Regions from separate parts of the Homo sapiens genome. Here regions 1 and 2 are each linked to region 3. A link is a loop called in an ENCODE intact Hi-C map of the cell type or tissue named here. Cell type or tissue: heart right ventricle. All regions are shown on one strand. Each heading gives the region's core, and the rest is flanking DNA. Links, peaks and the distances in the headings are about the cores only. Region 1 has its middle 49 kb from the start of SPPL2A. Region 2 has its middle 30 kb from the start of SPPL2A. Region 3 holds the start of LOC124903490 (a long non-coding RNA gene).

Region 1 (9,306 bases), core at 1-8,000, 50 kb after region 3:
TGCTGAGAGATTTACTCATGCATGTTTTTATCAGAAAAAAAAATGTCTAGAAAAGAGTTGCCCATGTTACACATGAACAATATAAAATGAAGCTTTATGAAAAACATAAGCATTAACAAGATAAAAGAAACAGCAACTATGCAAATAAACTAAGCAAAGAAAGCAGCAGTAAGGAAAGGAGGATGGCACACCAAATACTATCTAAACATAACACAGAGAATAGAAAAATGTAAGAGCTGTTTGTTTTATCATGTTTGTGATAAAATAACTTATTACAAAATGATAAAATAACATAATAAAAGGTGTAAAAGAGAGATTGCATGGCCGGGCATGGTGGCTCATGCCTGTAATCCCAGCACTTTGGGAGGCCGAGGCGGGCAGATCACCTGAGGTCGGGAGTTTGTGACCAGCCTGACCAACATGGAGAAACCCCATCTCTACTGAAAACACAAAATTAGCCGGGCGTGGTGGCGCATGCCTGTAATCCCAGCTACTAGGGAGGCTGAGGCAGGAGAATCACTTGAACCTGGGAGGCAGAGGTTGCGGTGAACCGAGATCGCACCATTGCACTCCAGCCTGGGCAACAAGAGCAAAACTCCATCTCAAAAAAAATTAAAAATAAAAATAAGTAAAATAAGAGATTGCAGAATCTAGGAAACAAAACTATATTAATTAGGAGCCAGAAACCATACTACTTACTTTAACAGAAAGAGTTCAAGAACTGCTAACTAGGTAATCAAGAACTGACAAGGGAAAAATAAAACACTAAGATTATAGATAGATATACAGATTATAGACAGATTATAAAAAGGAGCTTCTATCCCTGGGGCTTGAGGAATAAAGGGAAAAGGCTAGAATAATTAAAACTTAGAAGCTTGGAGGAGAAGCCCAAAAAAACTGAGTACCAGATCTCTGAAAAGAACGCGCTGCTTAGCTGGTGCTATGGTCTTTTTGCTCAGAGAAGGGCCTCCATGGAATTACGACCAAAATCTCTAAGGAAGTGGTGCTGACCAGCTGATATTAGGTATTTGAGGGGGTGTGATGAGGTTAGTTCTGCAAGTATTAAGCAAACTGTGACTGTAACCTGGACTGTATAGCTGCTCTGCTGCTACTGGATCAAACTTACTCAGCCAGAGTTAAAAATGAGGCTGGGGTACTGCTATACAGAGGAGGAATCCAACAGGAAAGAAGGAAGTCCATCCTCCCTCCTCCAGCCTTTCACTCTCTCTCTCTGATATTCCCTATTGGAAACACCTCAGAGAGCAACTGGCAAAGCAGAAATGTGGTTTGCATAGTCCCAGCTCCAGCATCATAAAACAACATTAGGAAAGGGTGGATGTGGCACTGAGAGATTATATTTAATAACTGGCCAAAGGACCAAAACAATGCTATTACAGAATTAATGAACAAATCTGGAACAGCAAAAATCAAAACAAAAAAAGCAACACAAAAAAACAGATCTAAGGACAAGAGAGAAAGAAAGGAAAGAAGGAAGGAAGATCACTGCTACCGGTGATCCAACTCACACAGCTTTTGTTAAGGCACACTTGATTCTAACACTAAATTGTTTGAACTTCTTTTCACTGTTTTCTTTGACAGTGGCCTCTCCTGTCATGCTGGTGGACACAATAGCTAGCAGAATAGCCATAGTTATGACCTGGCCCTGAATAGCCAAAATAGGCCATATTGGACATCAGAAACTTAGAATCAACCTCTGTTATCAATGGAGATACAGAAAAAAGTAAAACATGTGGTCTCTGAAAATAAACTATGTAGTGCTTAGCAAATGTAACATTCTGCATTGTCAGTGATTAATTTTATTGATACCTTGGAATATATTGCAAAAATTGTTCTGGCCAGGCGTGGTGGCTCACACCTGTAGTCCCAGCACTTTGGAGGCCGAGGCGGGTGGATCACCTGAGGTCAACAGTTCAAGACCAGCCTGGCCAACATGGCAAAACCCCATCTCTACTAAAAATACAAAATTAGCTGGGCATGGTGGCAGATGCCTGTAATCCCAGCTACTCAGGAGGCTGAGGCAGGAGAGCCGCTTGAACTCGGGAGGCGGAGGTTGCAGTGAGCTGAGATTGCACCATTGCACTCCAGCCTGGGAGACAGAGCAAGACCCTGTCTAAAAAAAAAAAAAAAAGTTATTCTGTGTTTTTTGCCATTATTCTAATATAAAACTATTCTCTTTTTTTTCCTACAATGTGATTTGTACCATTTATTACTATCTAAATGACATCTCCTTCTTATTCTGTGTAACATGTGTGTATCTTCCCAAACAATCAATAAGCAGGCAAGGGTTTCTTTTAGGAGTGTGTGTGTGTGTGTGTGTGTGTGTGTGTGTGTGAGTATTTTTAAGACTTGGGAGTTTTTGACATCATTCCTTGTGTTCAGGCTCAAAACTGAACTTCATTGGAGTATATAAACCATTAGAGTTAAGGGAAAACTTTATTGTTTCATCCTAAAAACTTTTCCTAGTACGGAATCTATTGAGTGTTGGGATCTGCTTTCTCAACAGTTCAGAAGAATACCAAAACAGAAATCATAATTTTCATATTTGATTGTTCTTTTACCAGTGAAATCTAAGTAATTCTTGGAATTCATACAGATCCTATAGGCATCGCCCTTGAAAGAAACAGATGTAAATCAATTTTATTAATTTTTTTCACCTTAAAGTTATTCTATGGCAAAGCTGTTTTAAACTGGGTATCTTGACAGCAGAATATTTGCACCAAAAAGTCATCACACTCAAACATGCAGTCGCATATTAGCAAGTGAAAATTTGAAGCGAAAAGGAAAGCTAGTAAGAGAAGAAAATGGGAGTTAGAGAAGAAAAGAGGAAGAAATACATAAATAGTTTAAACAACTTCTCCCACCAGTATTACCAGATAAGGACACCAATTCTGCTGTGAACTGCTTTACTACCTAGCTGCAGAGCTCCTTGAAGCATAGGCAGGCAGCCAAGTGAGCCTGCCCTATCTGCCCCCAAGCCTTGGAGGGTAGAGTTACAACCCAGATTACCTAAGCACCACCAACCTTACAGCCTCAGGGTAAAGAGAACACAAACACACCTAAAACCACTGCCCACTCCTTTCTTCTGGCAAGCTTTCTCTTCCTTGTCCTTTCCTGTTCCTCTGTTCTTTCTAGAAAGAACTTCTGGAAACGTCTCTGGCCCTTAGAGTTATGGGTGTTGGCAAGCATAAGTATGCAGCATTTTATAGGTCCTTCTCTCTAAATTCGCAAGTGGGCAGGGTCATGCTACTGGGACTGTCTCTCAAAGTTGTACCATCGACAAAGGATAGACACTGGCATAATAGTGAACTGTTGATTTTTGTTTTGTTTTTTTGTTTGTTTGTTTTTGAGACGGAGTCTCACTCTTGCCCTGGCTGGAGTGCAATGGCATGATCCCGGCTCACTGCAAGCTCCGCCTCCCAGGTTCGAGCGATTCTCCTGTCTCAGCCTCCCAAGTAGCTGGGATTACAGGTGTGCGCAACCACACCTGGCTAATTTTTGTGTTTTTAGTAGAGATGGTGTTTCACCATGTTGGCCAGGCTGGTCTCAAACTCCTGACCTCAAGTGATCCACCAGCCTCGGCCTCTCAAAGTGCTGGGATTACAGGCGTGAGCCCACTGTGCTTGGCTGTGAACTGTTGATTTTTCTGACAGCTCCCAGACCACCTGAGGGTGTATTTGATCACTCATGGTCTGAGAGTCACCATTTCAGAACTACTCTCTTATCTTTATTCCTTTATTAGAGGAATTTACTTTCATGTTCTAGTCTAGTTTGAGAGCTCCTTAAAGGCCAGACTATGAGAAAGCTACTTCCAGAGAACTCATAATCTTTTATATTATATACCAAATCCATGAGCTACTCAGTGGACATTTGTTAGTTATTGGACAAAATCCAAAAAATAAAAATAAAAATAATTTTAGTATTCTGAATGATGTATTTTTAAAGTTTTAACAAGAAACAGAAAGTGTTTAAAATGTGGACACAGGAAAACCATATGGTGGTTACTAAAAAAATTAAACATAGAATTACCATATAACCTAGTAATTCCACTTCTGAGTATTTACCCAAAAGAACTGTTGGCAAGTTTGGCAAAATGGTTATTGACTAAAAAATTAAAAAAGAATTAAAAGCAGGGACACAAACAGATATTTGCACATCAATGTTTATAGCAGCATTATTAACAATAGCCAAAAGGTGGAAGCAAACCAAGTCACCATTAACAGATGAATGGATAAATAATGTGATATATACATACAATGGAATATTATTAAGCTTTAAAAAGACATGAAATTCTAACATATGCAACAATATGGATGAATCTTGAAGACATTTTGTTAAGTGAAATAAGCCAGACATAAAAGGACAAATAGTATATGATTCCACTCATGTGAGGTACCTAAAGTAGTCAAATTCATAGACAAAAAGTACAGCTGGGCACTGTGGCTTCACCTGTAATCCCAACACTTTGGGAGGTGGAGGGGGTAGGATCTCTGGAGCCCAGAAGTTTGAGACCAGCCTGGACAACATAGCAAGATCCTTCACTAAAAAAATAAAATAAGAAAATAGCCAGGTGTGATGGCACACACCTATAGTCCCAGCTACTCAGGAGGCTGAGGCAGGAGGATCCCTTGAGCCCATGATCTTGAGGCTGCAGTGAGCTATGATTCCCACCACTGCACTCCAGCCCCAGCCTGAGCAACAGAGAGGGACCCTGTCTCTGAAAATAAAAAAAATAAAAAAGCAGAATGGTATTTGCCAGAGGCTGGGGGGTAGGGAGAATGGGGAGTTATCATTTAATGAGTATGAAGTTTCAGTTTTGGAAGATGAAAATTTTCTGGAGATGGATGGTGGTAATTGTTATATGACAATGTTAATGTACTTAATATCACTGAATTATACACTTAGAATAGTTAAAATAGTAAACTTTTATGCTATATATATTTTACCACAATTTCTTTTAAAAAAGAAATAAACCTTTAAAGAATATTGGCCAGTAGAAAGTATTTTATCTAATATTATTTTACCTCTTCATTTGTATCTTTGAACTATGAATAATGCATTTCCTTGTGTTCAGTGGTTCTCAATGGGTGGTCCAGGGACCGCCCCCCATCTCAACTCCCAGAAGTCTCCAATACCTTTTCAGGAAGCCTTTAAAGTAAAACTAATTTCATTATAACATAATACTATAATATAATCCTATGTTATTTCCCTTTTTTTAAACCTCAATTCTCTCAAAAGAACATTAGTTTTGCTGAGGTCATGTGACATGTGATATCATAAAAGACAGAATGCGAATACAGCTAAGAGAATTCAGCTGTCTTTTATTAAGCCAAGTATGAAAGAGATTTGCAAAAATGTGAAACAATGCCACTCTTCTCATGAGATGTTTTTGTTTGGGGAAATGTAGTTATTTTTCATAAAACATGTTATTTATATTAACATGTAATGAGATATTATTATTGTTTTAAATGAATTAATACATAGTTTTTAAATTTCTGGATTTAAATTTTTTAACTTTTCTCTCTTTATAGGATTTAGAAGTTCCAAAGAGCAGGCTGGGTAACATATTTAGAGCACTGCCTTATACAATTTTCTGGATTCTTTAATACAATAGCATAGGGAAAATGTGGTTTATGTAGCCAAGCATTGCTTAGATGGGTATAAAAAGAATATTGACTTAAAATTTGCTGGCTCACATTATCGTGTTGATAAGGTACTACAGCAAAAGTACCTCATCAACACAAGGCTGATTTGAGGCTCTTTCAACATGATTGAGTTAAAAGATTCCAAAAGAAAAGAAATGAACAATGTAATTTGCTATTACTGCTCCTACTGTTGTTACCTCAGGTAAGTAGACAGACATGAACAGGGCAGGAGAGGGCTCCCCGCACCATACCCCCAACCAGGAATGTCAGGCAACCATCAGGTAATGGTCAGGCGGTTAACTGTCTATCTAAAATCATTGGTTGCAGCCCGCGCCAGGGAAAGGCAGTCTCCCTCCAGATAGGAAAAACCTGAAACTGGTGATCAGTAGCTTCTCAAGAGTTGGTGGAGTGGGCTCAGACATGCGCACTAATAAGCGAAATGGCAGAGTTTAACTGGTATATGACCTCCTAGGGACATGTGGCTCCTAAGGGAAGAACAGCTCAAGTGAGCGTGCGTACAATTCCAGTAAACACGCTGCACATGCTCACCTCCCAAGTGCTAGCAGGCCACTGCGCATGCAGACAGCCAACCCCAAGGGAAGAAGGGGAGAAAGTGTGTCTGGAATTGGTGGGTTCTTGGTCTCACTGACTTCAAGAATGAAGCCACGGACCCTTGCTGTGAGTGTTAACAGTTCTTAAAAGCGGCGTATCCGGAGTTTGTTTCTTCCTCCCAGTGGGTTCGTGGTCTCGCTGGCTCAGGAGTGAAGCTGTGGACCTTGGCGGTGAGTGTTACAGCTCATAAAAGCAGTGTGGACCCAAACAGTGAGCAGCAGCAAGGTTTACTGCAAAGAGCGAAAGAACAAAGCTTCCACAGTGTCTAACGGGACCCCAGCGGGTTGCCACTGCTGTCTCGGGCAGCCTGATTTTATTCTCTTACCTGGCCCACCCACATCCTGCTGATTGGTCCATTTTACAGAAAGCCGAGTGGTCTGTTTTGACAGGGTGCTGATTGGTGCGTTTACAATCCCTGAGCTAGACACAAAGGTTCTCCACTTCCCCACTAGATTAGCTAGATACAGAGTGTTGAAACAAAGGTTCTCCAAGTCCCCACCAAAGTAGCTAGATACAGAGTGTGGATTGGTGCATTCAGAAACCCTGAGCTAGACACAGGGTGCTGATTGGTGTGTTTACAAACCTTGAGCTAGATACAGAGTGCCGATTCGTGTATTTACAATCCCTTAGCTAGGCATAAAGGTTCTCCAAGTCCCCACCAGTCAGGAGCCCAGCTGGCTTCACCCACTGGATCCCGCATCGGGGCCACAGGTGGAGCTACCTGACAGTCCCACGCCGTGCACCTGCACTCCTCAGCCCTTGGGTGGTTGATGGGACTGGGTGCCGTGGAGCAGGGGGCGGCACTCGTCAGGGAGGCTCGGGCGGCACAGGAGCCCACGGAGGGTGGGGGAGGCTCAGGCATGGCAGGCTGCAGGTCCTGAGCCTGGCCCCGCGGGGAGGCAGCTAAGGCCCAGCGAGAAATCGAGTGCAGCGCTGGTGGGCCAGCACTGCTGGGGGACCCAGCACACCCTCTGCAGCCGCTGGCCCGGGTGCTAAGCCCCTCATTGCCCAGGGACTGCAGGGCCGGCCGGTCGCTCCGAGTGCAGGGCCTGCTGAGCCCACACCCACCCGGAACTCGTGCTGGCCCGCAAACACCGCGTGCAGCCCTGGTTCCCACCCGCGCCTCTCCCTCCACACCTCCCCGCAAGCTGAGGGAGCCAGCTCCGGCCTCGGCCAGCCCAGGAAGGGGCTCCCACAGTGCAGCGGCGGGCTCCTCAAGTGCCGCCAAAGTGGGAGCCCAGGCAGAGGAGGCGCCGAGAGCGAGCGAGGGCTGTGAGGGCTGCCAGCACACTGTCACCTCTCAAAAGGACGCAAGACCCCAGAAGTATGCCAACATATAAAGCCCCAAGTCAAAAGGTCAAACTGCGCACTTGTCTTTCAAGTTGCCCGCTTGGCCCTCTTCCAAGTGTACTTTACTTTCTTTTCATTCCTGCTCTAAAGCTTTTTTTTTTTTTTTTTTTCCCTGACTCTTGTTGCCTAGGCTGGAGAGCAATGGCACACTCTCAGCTCACTGCAAACTTGACCCCCCGGGTTCAAGTGATTCTCCTGCCTTAGCCTCCTGAGTAGCTGGGATTACAGGCACCGTCTACCACACCTGGCTAATTTTGTATTTTTAGTAGAGACAGGGTTTCACCATGTTGCCCAGGCTAGTCTCAAACTCCTGACCTCAGGTGATCTGCTCGCCTTGGCCTCCCAAAGTGCTGGGATTACAGGTGTGAGCCACTGCATCCGGCCTCTAAAGCTTTATAATAAACTTTTTCACTCCTGCTCTAAAACTTGCTTCAGTCTCTTCTGTCTTATGCCCCTCAGTCGAATTCTTTTTCTGAGGTGGTAGGAATTAAAGTTGCTGCAGACCCATAGAGATTCGCCACTGGTAACATATTTTGGTGCTGTGTGAGTCAAATAACTTCCACTGCTAACACTATTATACTTTTTTAAAAAACTTCCACTTTAGGTTGGTGGTACATGTGAGGTTTTGTTACACAGGTAAACACATGTCATGGGGTTTGTTGTACATATTATTTCCTCACCCAGGATCAAGCCCAGTACCCAATAGTTATCTTGTCTGCTCTTCTCCCTCTTCCCATCCACCCTTCTCAAGAAGACCCCACTGTGTTGTTTCCTTCTTTGTATTCATAAATTCTTATCATTTAGCTCCCACTTGTAAGTGAGAACATGCGGTAGTTGGTTGTCTGTTCCTGCGTTAGTTTGCTAAGGATAATAGCCTCCAGTTCCATCCATGTTCCTGCAAAAGACATGATCTCGTTCTTTTTTATGGCTGTATCCATTTAAATTTCTAATATGGTAAATAATGATAGTTACAGCCCACATAAGGAAAAGCTCTTTAAGGTCCTCTGTGTGTATAGGGGTTCTGAAACCAAAAAGTTTAAAAACTCCTGGTTCAGTTTATAGGGTGATCAGACTAAGCCTATTAAGATGCTAGCAAACTGACATTTTTATCTTAGAATTCTATCCATTACCTCAAGTTAATCAAGGATTAGCCAACCTCTTCTAAATTCAGACAACCCAAAATTGTCTGTGAATGTAAACAGTTGTTGTTGAATGCGAGTTAAGTGATACTTGCTGATAAATAATTCTGAGTCTGCAAACTTCTGGGCCAGACTTCATTGCTACTGGATCAAAATTCATGCCTGCACATAGAGGATGGTAATTAAATATCCTAACACAAATTATGGGTTTGGAAGAAATGTACTCTTTAATTGGGTACCTTATCTATTCTGTGGTCACTTAAGTATAACCCACTAACTATAGAGTTCTTATTCTACTTAAACATGCAATTTAAAATCCATTATCCAGCAGTATAATTCGAAAAGGCTGTAGAAAGTCTAGTTATGCAATAGTAACATCAGAAATATAGTCATAGTTTAAGATAGGTCATGCATTAGTCTCAAGATAGTCTTCTTATTAGTTGCCAGAACAATGTTTTGCTATCTAACAGCTCCCTCAGAAAAAAATGGTACTGGTAAATGCTGACTGGAATGAAATATCTTAATTTTTTTTTCCTTTGCAG
Region 2 (10,837 bases), core at 1,245-9,244, 70 kb after region 3:
CTACTTTCTGATGGAGCCCCTATCTATTAAAAACTCAGTTTCTTGGGTCCTGTATCTGAAACCACTTCTGTTTCACCCACAGCTTTGGGGCTCTAGACTTTCTCTATTTATGACTTTCCAATCCTTCATGGTGCAGTTCTGTTTACTGGTTGTGCCCACATTTAATGTAGTACCTGCCTCTCTCCCATCCTAGATGCAAACCTAAATTAGAAATCCCACTTACAAATAGCTCATCGCCAGGTGTCTGCACAGTAGACATGCCCTTTGATCTGTGGGCCAGAAAGTGATACTCCTACTGTCACTCTTTAGGACAGTTTATTCAGAGGAAAGTTATAGAAAGAGTGAGTCCATCTAAAAGGCATCTTCTTTCTTGACATTCTAAAGGCTGAGGAGTACTGTTTTAGAGACTTCTGGCTGGGTGCGGTGGGTGGCTCATGCCTGTAATCCCAGCACTTTGGGAGGCCAAGGTGGGCGGATCACCTGGGGTCCAGAGTTCGAGACCAGCCTGACCAACATGGAGAAACCCCGTCTCTACTAAAAATACAAAACTTGCCGGGCATGGTGGCTCATGCCTGTAATCTCAGCTACTCAGGAGGCTGAGGCAGGAGAATCACTTGAACCCGGGAGGCAGAGGTTGCGGTGAGCTGAGATCACACCACTGCACTCCAGCCTGGGCAACAAGAGTGAAACTCCATCTAAAAAAAAAAAAAAGGGAGAGAATTCTATAAGTCCCTATGAACCTCTTTGTGTTTCTCAGCTCCCTGCCATCTGCAGAGAATGCATTCATTCTCTGAAGACTAAAAACCATATGATCTCCATCCTGTTGTTGAACTGTGATCACAATTGCAGCTAGGATTTTATTAGTCTGAGTTTGACCACCTTCTGAGTTTAACTAGCTTAGTAGTTTCACTACAGTGCAATTCTACTAGTAGTACCAAGCTAAGTAAGCTGTATTCTCAGTACTCATCATCCTGCCTGGCGTGTAATATTATTCAGTGAAATAAGTAGTCTCTCCCTCCAGAGACAGCTTATGTCAAGAACTGTAAGGGATCTGAGATTGTACCCTACTTACAAGTTAACATGTTAGCCTGTCATAGTTTCATGGATGTTGATAGAAGACATGAGACTCCTGGATCAAAGATAAAAATAGTTTATTACCCACAGCAATAGCAGTATCTACAGTGTCTGAATTTTTTGAGCCAGCTCCCCGAGTCCCACTCCCCACAAGATAATGTAAATAGGGCCAGTTAACACCTGTACAAGGAACTCTGAGCTTCGGGAATCTGAATCTTTTTTTTTCCCCAGAGTTTTTATGGTTTTATTTAACACAACTAAAACTTACACATGAGGTGTGAGAAAGAACAAAATTTCAACAAATTGAGTTTCAAAGATCTTTTTTGTTTTGTTTTGCTTTTGTTTTTCATTTTTTGTTTTTTGAGACAGATTCTCACTCTGTCGCCCAGGCTGGAGTGTAGTGGTGATCTTTGCTCACTGCAACCTCTGCCTCCCAGGTTCAAGCCATTCTCCTGCCTCAGCCTCTGGAGTAGCTGGGATCACAGGCACCTGCTACCTTGCCTGGCTGATTTTTGTATTTTTAGTAGAGTTGGGGTTTCACCATGTTGGTCAAGCTGGTCTCAAACTCCTAACCTCAGGTGATCTGCTCAACTTGGCCTCCCAAAGTGCAGGGATTACAGGTTTGCGCCACCATCCCTGGCCAAGTTTCAAAGATCTGATTGGCTTTTATTGGCAATTCATAAACCAGGCAGCATCCAGTCTACAAAATAGAAAGGAGCTCTGATGAGCTAAAGAGAGTGGGTGAGTTTAACAGACAAAAAAAAGTGGAGAAAAACAGAAACAAGAAACAAATAGCAGATTTGTCATTTCGAGGTTATCTTCCTTATAGGGACATAGGCAAAATCTTGTTGGCTTAATGGGATTTGGCTATAATTTGTCTTCTGATTTCTCAGAAGATCATATCTTACAGGTATACAACTTAGGTTTCAGTTTGCTGAACTTCAGCATGAATGACTCTATTTGAGGCCTGCTGTCTTAACAGCTTTTGACAGCTGTCTATTAATTTTCTTTGCTGTGCAACTTGGCCTTGGGATTGGTGACTCATGGCCAGCCGGGCTTCTCTTTCCTCTATGACTTTTCAGTTCTTAGACATTGTGAGCGATCCCAACACAGTAAGATTTATTGCACTGCAGCAGCACTTACAGCTCCTTGACACTGTAGACCAGAAACCCAGAAGCCACCGAGCAGCATGTGCTTTGTCTTCTTCTTGTTCCCATAATCAATGTTGGGAATCAAGATCTGGCATTTGAACTTTCTCCACACTCTGTTGTCAATGCCTCTGGGTTAGAGTCAACCTGCAAACAGTCCTTGTTTTCTGGGTACCCTGTCAATCTATCCTTTCCTGCCCCTGTGGATTTTTAGGTTTCAATGAGAAATAACCAGAGTAAAAAAACACACACACAGACACAAACTATAAATCTATTTTCGTTGCAAATGAACAAAACAATTCAAATATTCAGAAACTCGCTGGATATCATATTGGAAATATGTATTTCTAACCAAAGGTTACATTTGATCATGTTTAGTCTGAATGTTCACCATGAATTCATTAGTTGTGTGGCTGGGTCATTTGGAATTATACAACTCAATCTTTCAAGTAAAAAAATCCTATTCACCACTACTGAATTGAACTTCACATTGTAAATATTTGGCCTAATGGGATAATTATGTTATTAAAAAGAAAATAAAATTGTTTCATCTTTAAGCAATTGGCACAGTGTATTCTTGGTACATTTTTTTTTTTTTCTCTACTTGGTGGCAGTATAAACTGGAAGTACAGGTTAAGCCACCTTTCTGACACTTGGAAAGTTGAAGACAGGAGGCAGAAAGGCCTGTCACAGCTGATTTCATGTTATGACTTGTTAATAGGCCCAGCCAAACTACCCTTGCAGTAGTTCAGGGAATTAAAAAAGGCATCCCCAGGGCTATGCAGCAAGAATATTTCTTGCACGACAGGATTGGAAAAATAAAGAGGGTTTCTTTGAAAATTGTGCTTGATGGCCCAGATTGAAATATATGCCAAAGGATAAAAAATTCTTGGCCGGGCATGATGGCTCACGCCTGTAATCCCAGCACTTTGAGAAGCTAAGGCAGGTGGATCACCTGAGGTCAGGAGTTTGAGACCAGCCTGACCAACATGGAGAAACCGCATCTCTACTAAAAATAGAAAATTAGCCGGGCATGGTGGTGCATGCCTGTAATCCCAGCTACTTGGGAGGCTGAGGCAGGAGAATCGCTTGAACCTGGGAGGCGGAGGTTGTGGTGAGCCGAGATCGTGCCATTGCACTCCAGCCTGCGCAACAAGAGCGAAACTCCATCTCAAAAAAAGGAAAAAATAAAGTATTTTTTAGTAGAGACAGGGTTTCTCTGTGGCGGCCAGGCTGGTTGCTGGTCTTGAACTCCTGAGCTCAGGTGATCCACCCATCTCAGCCTCCTAAAGTGCTGGGATTACAGGCATGAGGCACCACACCCGGCCAAAAAATTCTTTTCATTCAAAGTCTTATCAATTATCTTATTGTTTGCACTCATCTTTTCTATAAGTAAACCTGGAAAAAGCTATGAACTCTGAAATCCATCAGCCTGGGTTCAAATCCCAACTCAATGTCTTGGCCAGATGATTATTATTATTATTATTTTTTCCTGAGACGGAGTCTTGCTCTCTCACCCAGGCTGGAGTGGGGTGGCATGATCTCGGCTCACTGCAAAGTCTGCCTCCCGGGTTCAAGCAATTCTTCTGCCTCAGCCTCCCAAGTACCTGGGACTACAGGCCCACAACGATGCCCAGCTAATTGTTGTATTTTTAGTAGAGATGGGGTTTCGCCATGTTGGCCAGGCTGGTCTTGAACTCCTGACCTCATGATCCACCTGCCTTGGCCTCCCAAAGTGCTGTGATTACAGGCATAAGCGACCATATGTGGCTTAACTTTCAAAGATTCATTTTCCTTACCTGTAAAACAGGAATATAATGGCACCTAAAGGATTTTTTATATGGATTAAATGAGAATATAGAGCTCTAAGCACAGTGACTGATCAATGGTAAGCAGCAAAGAACTGTTTTGTTGTCTCGTAATTGTTAAAATAAAATTAAAAAGCAAACTTTTATACAAGTTTGTAATGAAGACCACACTAAAAACTCCTGAAGACTTAATCACAAGATGAGTAAGAGAAGATTTTAATGGCAAATAATCCATTTATTAATCCTTCTATCCTCTTCCTAATCTCTTCACCCTTCTGACACTAAAAGTTATACACATAGTCTTGGAATATGGAATGTTTCATCAAAATATACTACGTTGCCATATTATTAAGGAATTATAATCCTGTTACTGCTTGTATTTTTTCCAACTGGTTACATGAAAAAGATAGCCTATTAAGAGATTTATAAACATGAAAATTTAAAAATGATTTTTCTTTTCATTTTAAAACTGATTTATCACACAGTCATATAAGAAAAACTTTCAGTGAAATTACATAAAATGTGGTAGCTCACACCTGTAATCCCAGCACTTTGGGAGGCCAAGGCAGGTGGATCACCTGAGGTCAGGAGTTTGAGACCAGCCTGGCCAACATGGTAAAAGCCTGCCTCTACTAAAAATGCAAAAATTAGCTAGGTGTGGTAGCAGACGCTGTAATTCTAGCTACTTGGGAGGCTGAGGCAGGAGAATCGGTTGAAACCAGAAGGTGGAGGTTGCAGTGAGCCGAGATCACACCACTGCACTCCAGCCTGGGCAACAAGAGCGAAACTCCATCTCACAAAAAAAAAAAAAAAAAGAGGAAAAAAGGCCAGGTATTGTGGCTCATGCTTGTAATCCCAGCACTTTGGGAGGCCAACGCAGGAGGATTGCTTGAGGCCAGGAGTTTGAGACCAACCTGGGCAACATAGGGAGACTCTGTCTCTACAAAAAAGCAAAACAAAAGGTAAAAATACAAAAGTGTTTTTCCCACACTCACAATACTTAACACAATACTTCTGACACCAGGTCTGTGTGGGGAAAAAACCCCACAAGTAATTCTGCAGTAGACACTAGCCAGGTGTCCTCCAATTCAATTAAATCCTGACACTATTTACCTAGAAATAGTGTCAGATCGCACGGATTCAAGGCTAAGTCACACAAGGATGCCCCCTACTTCAGATGCCAGTGACGAACAGTAAGTTGTCACCTGTATTTCTGACTGACCAGCTATAAATCAGGGATTCCCATGAATCTCTCATTGGCTTTGATTAATTCGCTAGAACAGCTCACAGAACTCAGAGAAACAAGTTAGTTACATTTACCCATTTATTACAAAGTATACAGATGAACAGCCAGACGGAAGAAATGCATAGCTCATAGCATATGGGATGGGTGCAGAGCTTCCATGCCCCCTCAGGGAGCAGCACCCTCCAAGAACCTCTGTTTTCTTTTTTTTTTGAGACAGAGTCTTTCTCTGTCGCCCAGGCTGGAGTGCAGTGGCACCACCTCAGCTCACTGCAACCTCCGCCTCCCAGGTTCAAGCAGTTCCCTGCCTCAGCCTCCTGAGTAGCTAGGATTACAGGCACCCACCACCATGCCCGGCTAATTTTTGTATTTTTAGTAGAGATGGGGTTTCACCATATTGTCCAGGCTGGACTTGAACTCCGGACCTCGTGATCCACCCGCCTCAGCTTCCCAAAGTGCTAGGATTACAGGCATGAGCCACCGCGCCCGGCCCCATGTTTTCAACTATCTGGAAGTTCTCTGAACCCAGTCCTTTTGGGTTTTTATAGGAGGCTTCATTATGTAGGCATGATTGATTACACCATTGGCCATTGGCGATCAACTCAACCCTCTCCCCTCTATGGCAGTTTTGGAAGCGCCAATCATGGCTCAGTCTTTCCAGTGATCAGCCCCAATCCTGAAGCTATCTAGAGGCCCCCAGCCATCAGTCATATCATTAGCATACAAAAGACACTCTTACCACTCAGGAGATTCAAGGGTTTTAAGGGCTGTATGCCAAGAAACAGGGAAGAAGATCAAATACATACAGTCGTTCATTGCTATCTTTGGGGGATTGGTTCCAGGCCCTCCCTCAGATACCAAAATCCCTGGATGCTCAAGTCCCTTTTATAAAATGACATAGTATTTGCATATAACCTAGGCATATCCTCTTGTATACTTTAAATCATCTCCAGATTACTTATAATACCTAATACAATTAAATGATTTGTAAATTGTTGTTATATTGTATTGTTTAGGGAATAATGACAAGGAAAATGTCTATACATGTTCAATACAGATGTAACTATCCTTTTTTTCCCAAATATTTTCAATGTGTGGTTAGTTCAATCCACTATGAAATATGGCATACAATATGGTACCTCTGGCTCAGAGCTCTAAGATGGAGTCAGGAGGCCATTCTACAAAGGACCTACAACCTGGATTTTTGAAAACCCAGGAACTTGCCTTTACCTTTGAACTGGGCCAAACTGCAATCACCACAACATCCTGGAAAACAGCTGAATTTCACCACTACTGCAACTCCTGATCAGCAACAACCAATGAATTATAGACTCACGTACTAAGCCAGCTGCCTTCACCAATGATAATTCTTTCAAAACAACTTCCATAATCACCCTTAACTTCCTTATAAATCTCCTCTCTCCTCCCTCTTATTGGAGCACAATTTGGCTTCCAGCCAAATGTATGTCTCCTGAATTACAACTCCTAAGACCCCAGTAAAGGCCTTGTCTTACTGCTTTGCAGTCTGGTCTTATGCCTCTTTTTCTTCATTGACATGCAGAACAGATACAGAGAACCAAATGTACATATTTTATTGTAAATCACAATATTATAATTTGTTAAACAGGTTCATCTTTATGGGCCCAGTACAGTCAGTCCTCAATGAACTTTTTATTGACTGAATAAAGTAGTGAATAAATCAATGAATTATTACATGATTATAGCTTGCTTCTCCCCATAAGTAAATTGACTTTTTGGCCAGGCGTGGTGGCTCACGCCTGTAATCCCAGCACATTGGGAAGCTGAGGTGGGAGGATCACTTGAGCCCAGGAGTTTGAGACCAGCCTGGGCAATATAGGGAGACCCTGTCTCTTAAAAAAATATACATTTTAAAAATAAAAAGTAGGCCGGGCACAGTGGCTCACGCCTGTAATCCCAGCACTTTGGGAGGCTGAAGCAGGCAGATCACTTGAGGTCAGGAGTTCGAGACCACCTGGCCAACATGGTGAAACCCCGTCTCTACTAAGACTACAAAAATTAGCCGGGCATGGTGGCACGTGCCTATAAACCCAGCTACTCAGGAGGCTGAGGCAGGAGAATCACTTGAACCCAGGAGGCAGAGGTTGCAGTGAGCTGAGATCGTGCCACTGCACTCCAGCCTGGGGGACAGAGCGAGACTCTGTCTCAAAAATAAAATAAAATAAAATAAAATAAAATGTAAATTAACTTTTTAAAAGGGAAACCATTTTAACATAGTGCTATCCACCCGTTTCATTCCTACTGTTGCTATCTCTCCTTTCTTTTCCTGTCATGGAAGAATGGCTATCTCTTCTATCTAAATTTGTGTTCTCTTCCTTAACATACTTTTGCAAAATATTTACCAGTTGTCTTGCAACTAGTATGGGCCTTGTGACTAAGTCTCACCAATGGAAAGTAAGCAAAATGATGTATCTGTCTCTGGGCCTATCCCATAAAACACTGAACTTGAGATTCTCCCTCACTCTTCATTTCTTCAACCAGATGCAGAAAAACGAGCGGAGGATTCCAAGGCCCAAGAAGACACTGCAGCTACCAGATAAAAGATACTTGGCTTTTGGGTCCATGAATGACTGTGTGGAGTAAGCCTCCATCCACTTCACCCCCAACCAGTTTATTTATATATTGGACCATGACACGAATAGAAAATAGTTATTGTTTAACCATTGAGATTTTGTATGAACAAATGAAATTAACAATTACATTTGACTGGGCACTGTGGCCCATATCTGTAGTCCCAGCACTTTGAGAGGCCGAGGCAGATGGATCACATGAGGTCAGGTGTTCAAGACCAGCCTGGCCAACATGGTAAAACCCTGTCTTTACTAAAAATACCAAAAAATTAGCTGGGCATGGTGGCACACACCTGTAATCCCAGCTACTCAGGAGGCTGAGGCAGGAGAATCGCTTGAACCCCGGAGGCGAAAGTTGCAGTGAGCTGAGAGATTGCACTACTTCACTCCAGCCTGGGTGAAAGAGCCAGGCTCCAGCTAAAAAAAAAACAAAAACAAAACAAAAAAGCCCCAGTTACATTCAGAGCATTATATTCCCCCATTCCTTGATCCATCCAGGGCTGGAATAAAAAGCACTTAAACAGCTTGGTATACGCCAGTCATCACCCGCAATGTATAAGGGTTTGGAAGGAAGGAGCAGGTCCTTTCATTAGCGTTGACCACTTGACTCCTGTGTTGTCTAACGCTTCCTCCCTGCTTTATCTAACCTGAAATTTGGTCAGTGCCTTTCATGGAAGAGCTGAGTTGTAGCTTTTTTTTTTTTCTCAGACGGAGTCTCAGAGTCTCGCTCTGTCGCCCAGGCTGGAGTGCAGTGGCGCTATCTCGGCTCACTGCGACCCTCTGCCTCCAGGGTTCAAGTGATTCTTCTGCCTCAGGCTCCCCAGTAGCTAGGATTACAGGCACGCACCACCATACCCAGCTAATTTTTGTTTTTTTGATAGACACGGGGTTTCACCATGTTGGCCAGGCTGGCCTTGAACTCCTGATGTCAAGAGATCTGCCTGCCTCGGCCTCCCAAAGTGCTGGGATTACAGGCATGAGCCACTGTGCCTGTCCAGGAGTTGCAGCTTTTTATGCTCATGAGGTAGCCTGTTCTGGTAACGGGCACTGCTTCCTGAGCCTGAGTTCCATTTTTGCTTGCACAACTTAGTCTTGATTTGGGGGATTTTAGCTTCATACACCAGGAGCTCCTAGGAGTAAGACCTTGCTTTGCTTTCCTTTTGCTGAGTCCTATTCCAGAAGCACATTCTATACTAATGAACCATGGTAAACATCCTAAAGCCAGCTTTCTGTACATTTGGAGTCCTGAGTTTTGTCTGTCCTCTTCATACCCTGCCTCCCACTCTTGCTGGGGAATCTTACTGTGCCCTGGTGCCCTAGTTGGCAGACCAATCATTTGTTTCAACTATGCCCATTTCCCTTGAAGTCTACTGAGGCCCCTTTGCTGTGCTGAATTGCCAGAGCATTTACTTTCAGCTGGGCCCACGCCTATCTTTTACTACCTGGTGTGGGTGGGTCTGGAGCAAGGTATCCTCCTGACCTTCCTCTCCAGCCTAGAGTGACCTCTGCGGTGCCCTACAGATGAGTTCTGAGATAGTACACTTCAGAGGTTATAGAGGTATTTTGTCTTCCCATTGGCATTTCGTATTTTAATGAATTTGTTTTAATTATGATAAATGTGTTTGAATCGTAGAGCATCATAAATAAGTTAATTGTTTTAGGGCCTTATATCTTTATGAGATATGGATATACTGCATTTGGTACATGTTTGACATGCGCATATTATTTTATTGTGTTAAATCCAGCCTACCCACACCTAAACTTAAAGTTTTGATGACTCGACATCGTTTTACAAAGGTTCCAGCCAGTTGCCCTATTGTAAAGTCATTGTGTAAGCAAGCTTTAAAGTGTTTTCCTTCCTTAATCTTACTTTTGTCCTACAGTTCTTCCAAGTATGTCTTCCTTTCATTAGTTGGCTTGTAACTTTACTACCTAGCTAAATAGGCCTAGTTGTTTCTCAACAATGACTTCTATTATTGAGCTTATGAAAGTAAGAAAATAAAATCAAACCTGCTGCTTGTAGATACAAGTTGTCAATTAGCAATTCACAGGAAAGCAGCTGCTTTAAGTAGTCTGTCCTACACTCCAGGCAGCAACAATGATAATAAAAGCCCTCACCCCACAGATGTCCTGGAAACACCCAGTTTCCATGCTGGAAGGGCAAATCTATTTGCACACGAACGTCACCACCTACACTAAGGGTGCCTGCAGAGTCCAGTAAAGATAGCTAACACTGAGTGGCTGTTTTTGTTTTTGTTTTGTTTTGTTTTTGAGAGAGTCTTGCTCTGTGGCCCAGGCTGGAGTACAGTGGCGCGATCTCAGCTCACTGCAACATCTGCCTCCCAGGTTCAAGCAATTCTCCTGCCTCAGCCTCCTGAGTAGCTGGGATTACAGGTGGCTGCCACCACGCCTGGCTAATTTTTGTATTTTTAGTAGAGACAGGATTTCATTATGTTGGCCAGGCTAGTCTCGAACTCCTGACCTCAAGTGATCCACCCGCCTCAAGATTACAGGCATGCACTGCACTCAGCTAACACTGAGTGTTTAATATGCACCAAGCATTATGCTGCACTTTTTATTTATTTATTTAATCACTGCAGCATTTTTAGAAGGCCAATACTATGATGATTGAAACTGCCTTTGCAAAATTCTGACTGAGACATTGAAAGATCTAACTTAACCAACTCCATCTTCTAACCTCCAAGCTGTCCTTGTTCATTACTGGGCATAGGCTGAACTAACTTTGGGAGAAACTTAGTTTATAGTTGAAAACAAAAATGTTTAAAACAAAGACAACAACATCCCTTTCCCAAAGCAGACCTCCTTGCCTGGGGACTAGATTGCCTTTGTAGGACTAACATTAGCCACAAGATTAGAAATTATGGTTTAGAAGTCATGCAGCTGGAGGCTACAAGATTCTGACCCTCCCTAAACTGCTCCTAAGATCAGTGCTTG
Region 3 (10,837 bases), core at 1,732-9,731:
AGAAGATCTAAAACAGGCTCTCACCCAAGCACTTGCTATAGGCCACCCCAATTACAGTCTTCCTTTTTCCCTCTTTGTACATGAAATAAATGGGAATGCTCTAGGAGTATTAACTCAAAAACATGGTGACAATCACAGACCAATTGGTTATTTTAGGCAACAGTTAGATTGAGTTGCAAGGGGGCACCCTCCTTGCATGAGGGCTATATCAGCTGCAGCCACATTATGCAAAAACATTGAAGAATTTGTCATAGGGTCCCCTCTGACCATCTATGTCCCCCACTCATGAAATCTCTTCTAAGCTGTCACTACACTTAACAATATTCTGTTAGCCACCTTGCCTCTTATGAGGTACTCCTGCTTTCTGCCTTCAACATCACTTTGAAGTGCTGTAACACTCTTAACCCTGCTACCCTGGTCTCCCTTCCAGGTGGACAACAAAAGGAAGAGGAACATGACTGCACTCTACTAACTAATATCTTACTCTCCTCTAAGGAAGATTTATAGGAAAACTCCCATTGAGAATGCTGAATTAATTTGGTTCACAGATGGTTGTTATTTAAGGGATATTACCAGGCAGGATACACCATCACTTCCATAACAGACATAATCGAAAGTGCCCAACTCCAAGGAGTCAAATCAGCCCAGATGGCTGAATTAATAGCATTAACTAGACACCAACTGAAGGATTCCTTACAACCCCTCCAGAAAGGACCTTTGCAGGTGCTTTTAACCAACTCTTGCTCTGCACGTTAAAGAGAGTCGCTTCTTGGATTCACATTTTACACCTAAAATGAGCACCTGACCACATTCCTGACTGCCCCTGAACTTCCGCAGCAGTCTCTGACACCCACCTGCAAATCAAGAGAACACTGGAGGCTCAGCCAATCTCTAGGGCTACAACAAAGTCAACATACTTCCAGAGATGCTGGACCAGGCTAGTCCTCATGAACCCTAAAATAACCATCATTTTTACTTTCCTTGCTATAGAATATTGCTAAAACACAAATGTTTTAACTGAGACCCCCAAGAAGCTGTTTGGAATCTATGCAATCTTCTTTGGTATAACTTTCTAAATGGATGTGGCTACACATTCCCTTGCTAAAGCCAGGAAAATGTTTTACTTGTTCATTCTCATTCCCACAATCTCCTCTGTCTACCTACCCCACACTCCTCTTTCCAACCTGAAAATTTCTCCCAGTCCCCTGTAAACCTCAGCAGTCTTCCTGCAGGCAGAGCCCACATCATTTGGTATGATATAGACCAGGAGGAAATGAAGACTGTTATATGGAAGAGCACCATTCTAAACATTCCCCAAGGTCCCCACTTTTTAGGTACCCCTATTATAGGGCTGCAACCAAATATGACGCCCTGCAGGAATACTTTTTCTAACAATGCCTCAGGATGATCACTGAGGGGGTCTAACCAGGTAGAACGTTGCATAACAATAGATATTGGGGATGATCACTTGAGACAACTGCCTTGTTACAATGTCTCCTGTGTAAACTGCCATAGCATGGCCTGCCCAAATAACTACCAGCCCTGTGCTTGTGGCTGGATGCTCCTATCCAGTACCAACCACACTGACACTGCCCTTAAATAACTATTTATGGAAGTCAATTGGTGGACAGAAGTCCCTGACAGCACAAATTCCACCCTAAAACCAGGGCGCCACTGGGAAGCCTTATGGAATACCCAGACAAGAGCATACTTAGGTGTAACCTCCACTAACCTAACAATTGTTTGGGATACCCAGCAGTTCTGCATTGACTCCATTTATCCAAATTGTACAAATGGCATCAGTATACAATGGCAACAGCATTCTTGATGGATACACGAAAATTGGCCACCCAAAAAACTAAAGCATGACCTCACTGGAGGAGTCAGAGCTGGGCAAGGCATACTGGGGCAAGCTGAGTTCATGGCTAATGAAGAGAGACATTCTTTAGAAAAAAAAATCCCTATCAAAAATAGGCCACATAGAAGGAATGCTATTCCAGGAAGAGGGAAAAGGATGGGAAGCTGCTTTAAAAGATAATGCAGCACTCATCAAATGGATAGAAGAAACCAGACAAACCATGAAAACATACTCCCAAATCCAAAGATGGGAACAAGCATCTACTCTTACCTGTAGGGGCTCATGTCTATTTTATTACAAATGGAATCAGAGGTGGATATGAAGCATGGTCTACAGTCCTCAGTACTGAGGCACAATCCAAACACCTGTGGAAAATATGTGGTCCTCCAAACTTATGGAGATTTTTGGACGTTAAGTGTGATCTTAAACATTGTATTCTCAGAGAACAGGCACCGAAGTTAAATGAGGCTCAAAGGTACTACCCCTGGGAAATAGGTGGGCTATTTTAGCTGATAATAACACATGGTATTCCATCTCCCTTTCAGATTATGAAAAGAGAAAAGGAGAATGGCTATGGCCTCAAACCACTTGGAACCCTGATTTTCCTAAACTTGGCCTCTAATATCCACCCCCATGGAACATAGCATCTGGTATATAAGGAAGGGCCATTTCTGTTGGGAGGGACAACAAAATGACACTGTAGAATTACATGACTTCTCCTGTAACAAAACCTCCTTTCTCTCCCAAATACCAGTATATGGTGCAATACAAAGGTGGTGGGAAAAATAGATTTGTCCACTGTTAATAAGTCCTATAACAATTTAGACATTGAGGGCCAGGCATTCCTTGCATTTGATTTATACCCTCCTCAGGATGTTATACCCATGGAGATAAATTGGCCGGAAGAGAGACTAAATTTATTAGATTCTGATTTAGTGTCAGTCCTACAATCCTCAAATAAGATTTATCATAAGGTTCAAATGACCCTTGATAAGGAGGGTAAACACATTGTGAGTCTGATCAAAGAATATGATGATGCATGCAGTGGTTTTTTTTGCTGGTTAGGTTGTTTACTGCCCTCCGACTCTACCTGTAACCTTCTTGGATGCCTAATCTTTGCTATCTTGGGTATTTTGGTATTCGTCTCGGTATTTATCTTGGTATTTGTCACTGTATTAGCATTATATATCTCTTGTAAATGTTATGCCAGTTACAGCAAAATGAACAAGGCACAATTAAAGACCCAGATCATGATAGCTCACAAAATAGATATGATCTGGGATTTTTTTATACTAAACCCTAGGTCTGACTCCATCTCACCCCTTAAACTACTGGTTATTACACCAGGTCAGACCATTTCCTCCCGCCATGATCCAAATTGCAAATACTTAAAATTATTATCACCCAACCAGACTACTCTAGGAATGAGCGTTCCTAGCACTGTGGGACCTGTTGCTGTTTGTTGGCCTGCATATGCATTTTGTGGAATGCTTTTTGGCCAAGAAGGGGGATGGAGGACTAAGCTCTGTTTTTCATTTTGCCCAAATTCCTACCTAAGGGGTCCAGGGAGTCATGCCCTACAAACCATAAATTCTCATCAGATGGGTTTTATCTGACCCTGTATATCACGACTTACTTTTCAATCTGACTCTGGCATAATATTATGAGACAAGGAAAAAATACTTAATCCCAAAATATATTTCCTTGCCATACCTTGAAATTGCCCTGCAAAGTGTCTTGTGGAAAAAATCCACATTCTATAGAGAATCCCCTTTCCCTTTTGTTTTCCTTCCTTCCTTTGCAGATCCAGGAGATAATCAGCTAAGAGCCAGGCACCCTTTTAGGTCCAATAAGAAACATTTTACAACCTGCTTTCTCTCTGAACTCTGCTATCTGAGAGATTCCTCTGCATAATAAAACTTAGTCTCCACAATCCTTTATCTTAACCTGAACATTCCTTTCCACTGATCCTAGGTCTTCAGATAAACTCAATCGTCAACCAGAAAATGTTTAAATTTACCTATAGCCTGGAAACCCCCGCTTTGAGTTATCCCACCTTTCTGAACCAAACCAATGTATTTCTTAAATGTATCTGGGTTGTTTGTTTGTTTGTTTGTTTGAGATGAAGTCTCACACTGTCACCCAGGCTGGAGTGCAGTGGCACGATCTTGGCTCACTGCAACCTCCACCTCCTGGATTCAAGTGATTCTCCTTCCTCAGCCTCCCAAGTAGCTGGGATTTCAGGTGCGCACCACCATGCCCAGCTAATTTTTGTATTTTAGTAGAGATGGGGTTTTACCATGTTGGTCAGGCTGGTCTCAAACTCTTGACCTCAAGTGATCTGCCCACCTCAGCCTCCCAAAGTGCTGGGATTACAGGCGTGAACCACCGTGCCCAGCTTTTAAATGTATTTGATTGATGTCTCATGCCTCCCTAAAATATATAAAACCTAGCTGTACCCCAACCACCTTGGGCACATGTTCCCAGGACCTCCTGAGGGCTGCGTCACAGGCCATGGTCACTTATATTTGGCTCAGAATAAATTTCTTCAAGTATTTTACAGAGTTTAACTCTTTTCATCGACAAAACGTCAACAAATCTCACTCAGCATCTTCTTCTCTTACTATGAATATTCATGGCCTTTAGTAAAGTTGTGTTCAATTATTTCTTTTTATCTTTTAAAAATAATTAAATTTATTTAGACCTCCTTCTAAATCCTTAAGTGTTATTGGCATTTCTGCTACAAAGGTATTCTCACCAATTCCTACCAATTTTCTCTCATTCTTTGAAATTACACATTTGAAAATTGAACCTAGGTTATATTTTTTAGGTTGATTTATCACTTTTGAAACATGTTACTTTATTTTATTATCATTGCTTCTCTTGGTTTTGGGCCCTACTAACTTTAGGTGGGATTAGCACACTTTACTATTCATCCTTCTATTGTCTTCATGGAAGTTCTGTGACACTGCAGTTTTGTTCATTCTTTAGCATTTTAAATGCCTGGATGGGATAAAAACAGACAGAAAAGCAAAATGTAAATAAAGAAATAGCTATTTTGGCAACCGCAGAGAACAATTTCAACTACATGTTAGCATTGTATATAGATAAAATGAAATAATGAATGTGAAGGCACTTTGAAAGATACAAAAGTATGCCATGCAAATGTAAATGAACATAATATTTGGCTTGACTTCAAGTGGAAATCAAGAACTGCGAAAATAATGCCTTGTTATGATTTACCAAATGCCTGGGGTTAAATATCTGGGGCGAGAGCATGGAGACACATAACTAACATCATTTCTTAAACTACTTGAATACTCTTTACATTATTTACTTATTGGTGTTCTGGCTACTGTTGTGACTCTTAACACATCTTAGTAACTGAGCAATGGAAGAATGCATTTTTACAGTAACCCAGAGATTACAGTGAATATCAGGGACATAAATCAGCACAAAGTCTTAAAAGTGATTGGTTTGACAAGACGGAGCCAGTGTAATGTGGCTTTTCTATTAGCTTGGCTATAAAGTTGGCTATTAACTTAGCACTTAATTGGATCCTCCTGCAGGGAAACCATAAGAGCATTCAGTCCTGCAGGCTAAAAGAACATGGTGTACCTGTTGAATAGTGTTTAAGGTACTTTAAAAGTCTAGTTATAATTGAGTAACGACTAAACACAACTCTATTATATCAGACTTTTAGAGGTAGTAGGTATAGTGTCTACCTACACAAAATTGTGTCTGAACATCTGAGTCTGAATCCATTTACAAACTGTGTGCCTTTGATCATATATTTTAGCCTTTATGAGGCTGTTTCTTCATCTGTATACTAAAAGTATCTGTCCTTCTTACTTCCAAGAATTATAGGAATGAAGTCAGATCATACACAGGAAAGAGCTTTAGAGACATAAACACCACACAAACATTAATTATAATTACCAAATGTAACTATCATATTTTACAAATGAGGAAACCAAGGCCCAGAAAAGCTGAATGATTTGGTTAAGGAGCTATTGTGGCTGAGTTAGATCTAGAATACAAATTTTCAAGGCCTCTTTTCTTTTCAGTATATCAATCAGTACTGGTTTTTGACATTTTATATATACTAAGGTCTCCATCCATGACTCATTTACATACAATTTATTACCCAGCCATAAAAAGTAATTAAAATTTAACTTTAAGTTTGTTGGAAGCTAGATTTAATTACTATGTATGTTTAGACGCATTACTGAACTTCCAATTGTAGCTGGGCTAGTCCCTGAAGGAAAAAGGTTTTTGTTTTTATTTTGCATGTCAGTGCTTGGTTAAAATGTCTGTTTTTATAAGAGAGTCACATGAGATACTCTAAACCCTAAATCTAATTACTGGGAAGAATCTAAAAAACAAATCCAAACCTTGTATGAAAGCCAAACCTTCATTGTACTTTCCAGTCTTCCGAAAATCACATTTTTCGTCTTCATCCTAGCATATATTTTAAGCCTTTAATTTTGCTATTCACATAAAAAGGACGAGTTGTAGCCTCAAAGATATTTTATTCTAATATGATTTTCATCCTAATAAATTTATCAATCATGTGTGAAAATAGCATTATACCTAAAGATACTTTTGTTTTAAATAAAGCTATTTTGAGTTTTTTCTTACAATTTGTGATGGATTAGGACTAAATAATGTCCAAAGTTTGCCTCTAACTCTAAGCTCCTATGAACTAAAATTCAGAATTATAGGAGGAAACTAGATCAATATTTATTTTTCCAGCTACAGTTGCATGGAGATTTGAGACTAGTTTCATTTTCACGGAAAAAAAATACACAAGGACATGTTCATCCTTGAGGCCTTATTAAGGAATGTTTTTCGAAGCTTTGTGAGGCAAGGCGCAGTGGCTCACGCCTGTAATCCCAGCACTTTGGGAGGCCGAGGCGGGTGGATCACCTGAGGTCAGGAGTTCAAGACCAGCCTGGGCAACATGGAGAAACCCTGTCTCTACTAAAAATACAAAAATTAGCTGGGAGTGGTGGCGTGCGCCTGTAATCCCAGCTACTTGGGAAGCTGAGGCAGGAAAATCGCTTGAACTCAGGAGGCAGAGGTTGCAGTGAGCCAAGATCGTGCCACTATCTAGCCTGGGTAAAAGAGCAGGACTCTGCTCAAAAAAAAAACAAAAAACAAAACAAAAAAAAAAAAAACAAAGCTTTGTGAGTGTGTGGTAGTTTAATTTTACAGTGTTCCACTATGGAGAACACATGGATTTTGTATCTGAAGATTTGGCTCATGTACTAGCTGATCTTAAGTCTCTCTAACTCTCAATTTTCTAATGTTTTAAATGGGGTTTTTTCAACCAGATGCCCAAACTTAATCTATAAGATTTATTTTTTAAAGGAAGGGGGAGGGCAGGGTATTGAAATAATCTAGAAAAGCTATTATTTTAAAGCTAGAATTTTTCAGTCTAGAGAAAGGTAAAAACTTGACTATTCATTGCATTCACCCTTTGTTCTGGAAAAAATACCCAACTGGGCCCTTTACAAAAAGTAAAACTTGTAGCTAATCTGGATCATGAAGAGCACTTTGAGAAAACATAACTGCAGATATTTCCAGCAGAGAAGCTAACTAGATATTCTGGTTAGTAAAGCAATTATTGTGAGTTTCTGAGCTTGTACTTCATCTCCGCCTGCTTTGTTGCTTTTGAATTTGAGGCAGTGTCTCTTTTCTTTCCATATGAATCTAAATGGATTGGGCAGCCTTCTTGCTTGTGCATGGGAAAATATGTATTCTTGCCTGAGAAGGTACTGTCCAGAAATCTGAAGCTGAGGCCCAGGAGATGGCAGGGTGTTCCTTACTTGACACAGAATGCCACATCACCAGCCCATACCTGAGCTGTGCTGTTTGCCTTATTTCTCCAAGAATATATGAGCTTCAGCCCCTTCCTCCATTTTCCAGAAGTGCCAAAACAAAAAGGTCAACAAAGCTAACAGCTGAAGCATCTCTATGCTAGCAATTTTCCCACGAAGTGGTTGAGATGAGATCTTGAACTATTTTAACGCAAACAAAATTCTTGTGTCCAAACTTCTAAATCACTTTAAACATTCTATTCAAAGTTTTTCAACCCAATGGTTTTTCTTTATTCTGACTAATTTTGTGAAAGGAGGGAATGGATATTTTATCATAAGAGAGTGACTAGGCATTCAAGAAGTGCTTGTGGAATGAGGAGGAATTATTGAGTCCTTCCAGAAGTGAGCGAAGGGAGAGGTGACACTGTGTAGCACAGATCTACTGACAAGAGCTCCTCAACAGGGTTTGATGATTCTGATAGTCATCTCCATTTGGGTTATGTTTAAGGGATGTTCTCCTGGAATCTGCCTGACACCTGTTTTTTTTTTCTTGTCTTAGTTCAGGCTACTATACCAGAATATCATAGACTGGATGGCTTAAACAGCAAACATTTATTTCTTGCAGTTCTGGAGGCTAGGAAGTCTAAGATCAAAGTGCTGGAAGATATGATGTCTGGTGAGGGCCTGCTTCCTGGTTCATAGATGGTCATCTTCTCACTGTGTCCTTACTTGGCATAAAGAGGGCTAGAGAATTCTCTGAAGTCTCTTTTATAAGGGCACTAATCCCATTCCTGAAGGCTTCACCCTCATGACCTAATCACCTCCAAAGGTCTCACTTCTTAATACCATCATATTGGGGTTTAGGATTTCACCATATGAATTTGCAAGGCACACAGACATTCAGTCCATACATTTCTAGTCCCTTTCTCCTGAGGTCAGTATGTATTAAAGGAGCAGAATCTTACTCCTTTCCCCTTGGAAGGTATGCTTCAGTGGAAAGGCGAAGATCGCAGTATTTTAGACATCTCCAGATATTGTGTCCATAAGAGGGAAGGCTGTCGGCATGGGCAATTTAAATTAATTTGTCTTTTCTTTTTATGGACTTGCTATGTCTACAAAAAGCAAACTTATCAAGTTAAATTAAATATATGCCTTCATTTAACAAATATGTATTGAGGGCCTATCTTAGACACTATTCCAGGCGCTCAGATACAGTAATGAATAAGACAAAGTCTCTGCCTTCCCAGAGTTTGTGTTCCAGCGGGGATAGGGAGACAATAACAAATAGGTAGATACACAGTAAGCCAGGTGGTAAATGCAACAAGAGAAAAATACAGCAAGTTAAGGAGGATACGGAGTGTCATTATATTTGTGGGAAGGGGTGTAACATATTGATTTCTGTTTCAGATATCCATTGCCACACAACAAAACACCCTAAATCCTATTGGTTAAAAAATATTAGCTTGGTGTGGTGGCATGCACCTATAGTCTCAGCTAGTCAGAAGGCTGAGGCAGGAAGATTGCTTGAGCCCAGGACTTTGAGTTTACAGTGAGCTATGACTGTGCCACTGCACTCCAGCCTGCGTGACAGAGTGAGACCCTGTCTCTAAAATTAAAAAAAAAAAAAAAAAAACTTTAAGAAAAAAATGTATGATCTTGTAGGTTCCCTGGGGTCTTTAAACAGTTGCGGTCATATGGCAAATCGGGCCAGGGTTATCTGAATAATTGAATGGGCCGGACATTCCAAACGGCTTTTTCATTCACATGGCTGGCCCCTCAGCTGGGAAGGCTGGAACAACTGGGGTCTGGCCAGGCATCACTCTGTCTGCACATGACCTTTCTATGTGGCTATCTTGGGCTTTCTCACAACATGGTGGGATTGAGTAGTCAGGCTTCTCCCATGCCGGTGGCTTCTCCTGAAGCAAATATTCCAAAAACTCCAGGTGAAAACTGCAAGGCTTCTTATGATGTAGCCTTGGAAGTCAGGCAAGCATCACCTCCACTACATTCTATTGGTCAAAACAAGTCACAGGGCTCACTAGATTCAAGGAGAGAGGACTCTATGAGGCTGAGAATATTGGAAGATGTGGCTCATTAAGGGGCCATTTTTGGACACTAGCTACCACAGTTATTAAAGGGATGGCCTCACTGATAAAGTGACATTTGAGCGGAGATAGAAGGGAAGCCAGGGAGAAGCCATGTGGGTATCTAGAAGAGATCTCCTAGCAGGGTGAACAGCAAACACAATGTCCTGAGGCAGAAGTAGTCGTAATATGTTTCTGAAAACAAGGAGACCAGTGTGGACAGAGTGAGATTAGTGGAGAGAAGGAGAAGTCATTCAGATAGGGAAGGAGGGGTTAGATGATATATAGCCTTATAAGCTTTTTAAGGACTTGAAATTTTATTTGGAGTGATACGAGAAGCCAATCCGTGATATTGAGCAGAAGGATGATACGACCTGACTTCTATCTTTGTTTTTTAGGCTAGTCATGTGAAGCCGTGGGAGTGGGGAAGGCTGACTTCTGTCTTAAAGGCTTACTCTGGATCATAATGTTGAGTGAAGGCTGTCAGGAGACAAAGAGGTAGGAAACAAGTTATTGCCATCATCCAGGCCAACAGACAATGAAGCTTGGAGCAGGGTAGTAACAGCAATAGAAAATATATTCTAATATATTTTAAAGTTAGAGTCCTCAAGATTTTCTGATGTTCTATGACAGAAAGAGAATTAAAGATGGCACCAAGGTTTTTTTGCCAGGGCAATTAGAATAATGGAGTTGCCATTTATTAAGCTGGGGAAGACCACATGAGCTACATTTAGCGGGGAGTTGGTCTTCAGGAATTTGGTTTTGTATGTGTTAAGTTTCAGATGCCTATTAGATGTCCAAGTCGAAATGAAAATAAATACAAAGTTTATCAGGTCATGTTCATGCTCTGATTTTATATAATTGCATGTATTAATAAAAATTGTTGCACTTAACATAAGAAAATAAAATATTTGGGTAGCACACAGCATTCTAAGAAACCTGGAAACCCATACTGATGGTCTCCAGTGAACTCTAAGCTCTCATTTTGACATAAATGAATAGGCAGTAGTGTCGTGAAAAGAACATAGGCTTTGAACTCAGGCAGACTTGGGTCCGGATGCAGACTCTACCCT

Evidence for each region. A loop is a pair of places that touch in the nucleus more often than their neighbours do. Peaks named below come from ENCODE experiments on the same cell type or tissue, not always from the same donor. Only the 100,000 strongest peaks of a DNase experiment are listed, where the experiment ranks them.
Region 1: a loop joins it to region 3, with 2.4 times the contacts of the local background. A loop is called at or near these places in 8 of 110 quality-filtered maps.
Region 2: it touches region 3 in a loop (2.0-fold over the local background); 8 of 110 quality-filtered maps call a loop at or near these places.

The regions. Positions count from the first base shown.
Region 1 is chr15:50,810,066-50,819,371 of GRCh38, reverse strand. No RefSeq gene overlaps it. Among named protein-coding and RNA genes, the nearest start is that of SPPL2A, 49 kb to the right of the region's middle. RefSeq lists an enhancer at 6,879-7,398 and a silencer at 7,406-7,700. In heart right ventricle, for the core only: no CTCF peak of the experiment used is centred there; no DNase peak of the experiment used is centred there.
Region 2 is chr15:50,790,191-50,801,027 of GRCh38, reverse strand. It overlaps the pseudogene RPL32P30. Among named protein-coding and RNA genes, the nearest start is that of SPPL2A, 30 kb to the right of the region's middle. In heart right ventricle, for the core only: no CTCF peak of the experiment used is centred there; no DNase peak of the experiment used is centred there.
Region 3 is chr15:50,860,280-50,871,116 of GRCh38, reverse strand. It overlaps LOC124903490 (a long non-coding RNA gene), which reads left to right and starts at 6,995. Exons shown (of 2, transcript XR_007064630.1): 1 at 6,995-10,262. In heart right ventricle, for the core only: no CTCF peak of the experiment used is centred there; no DNase peak of the experiment used is centred there.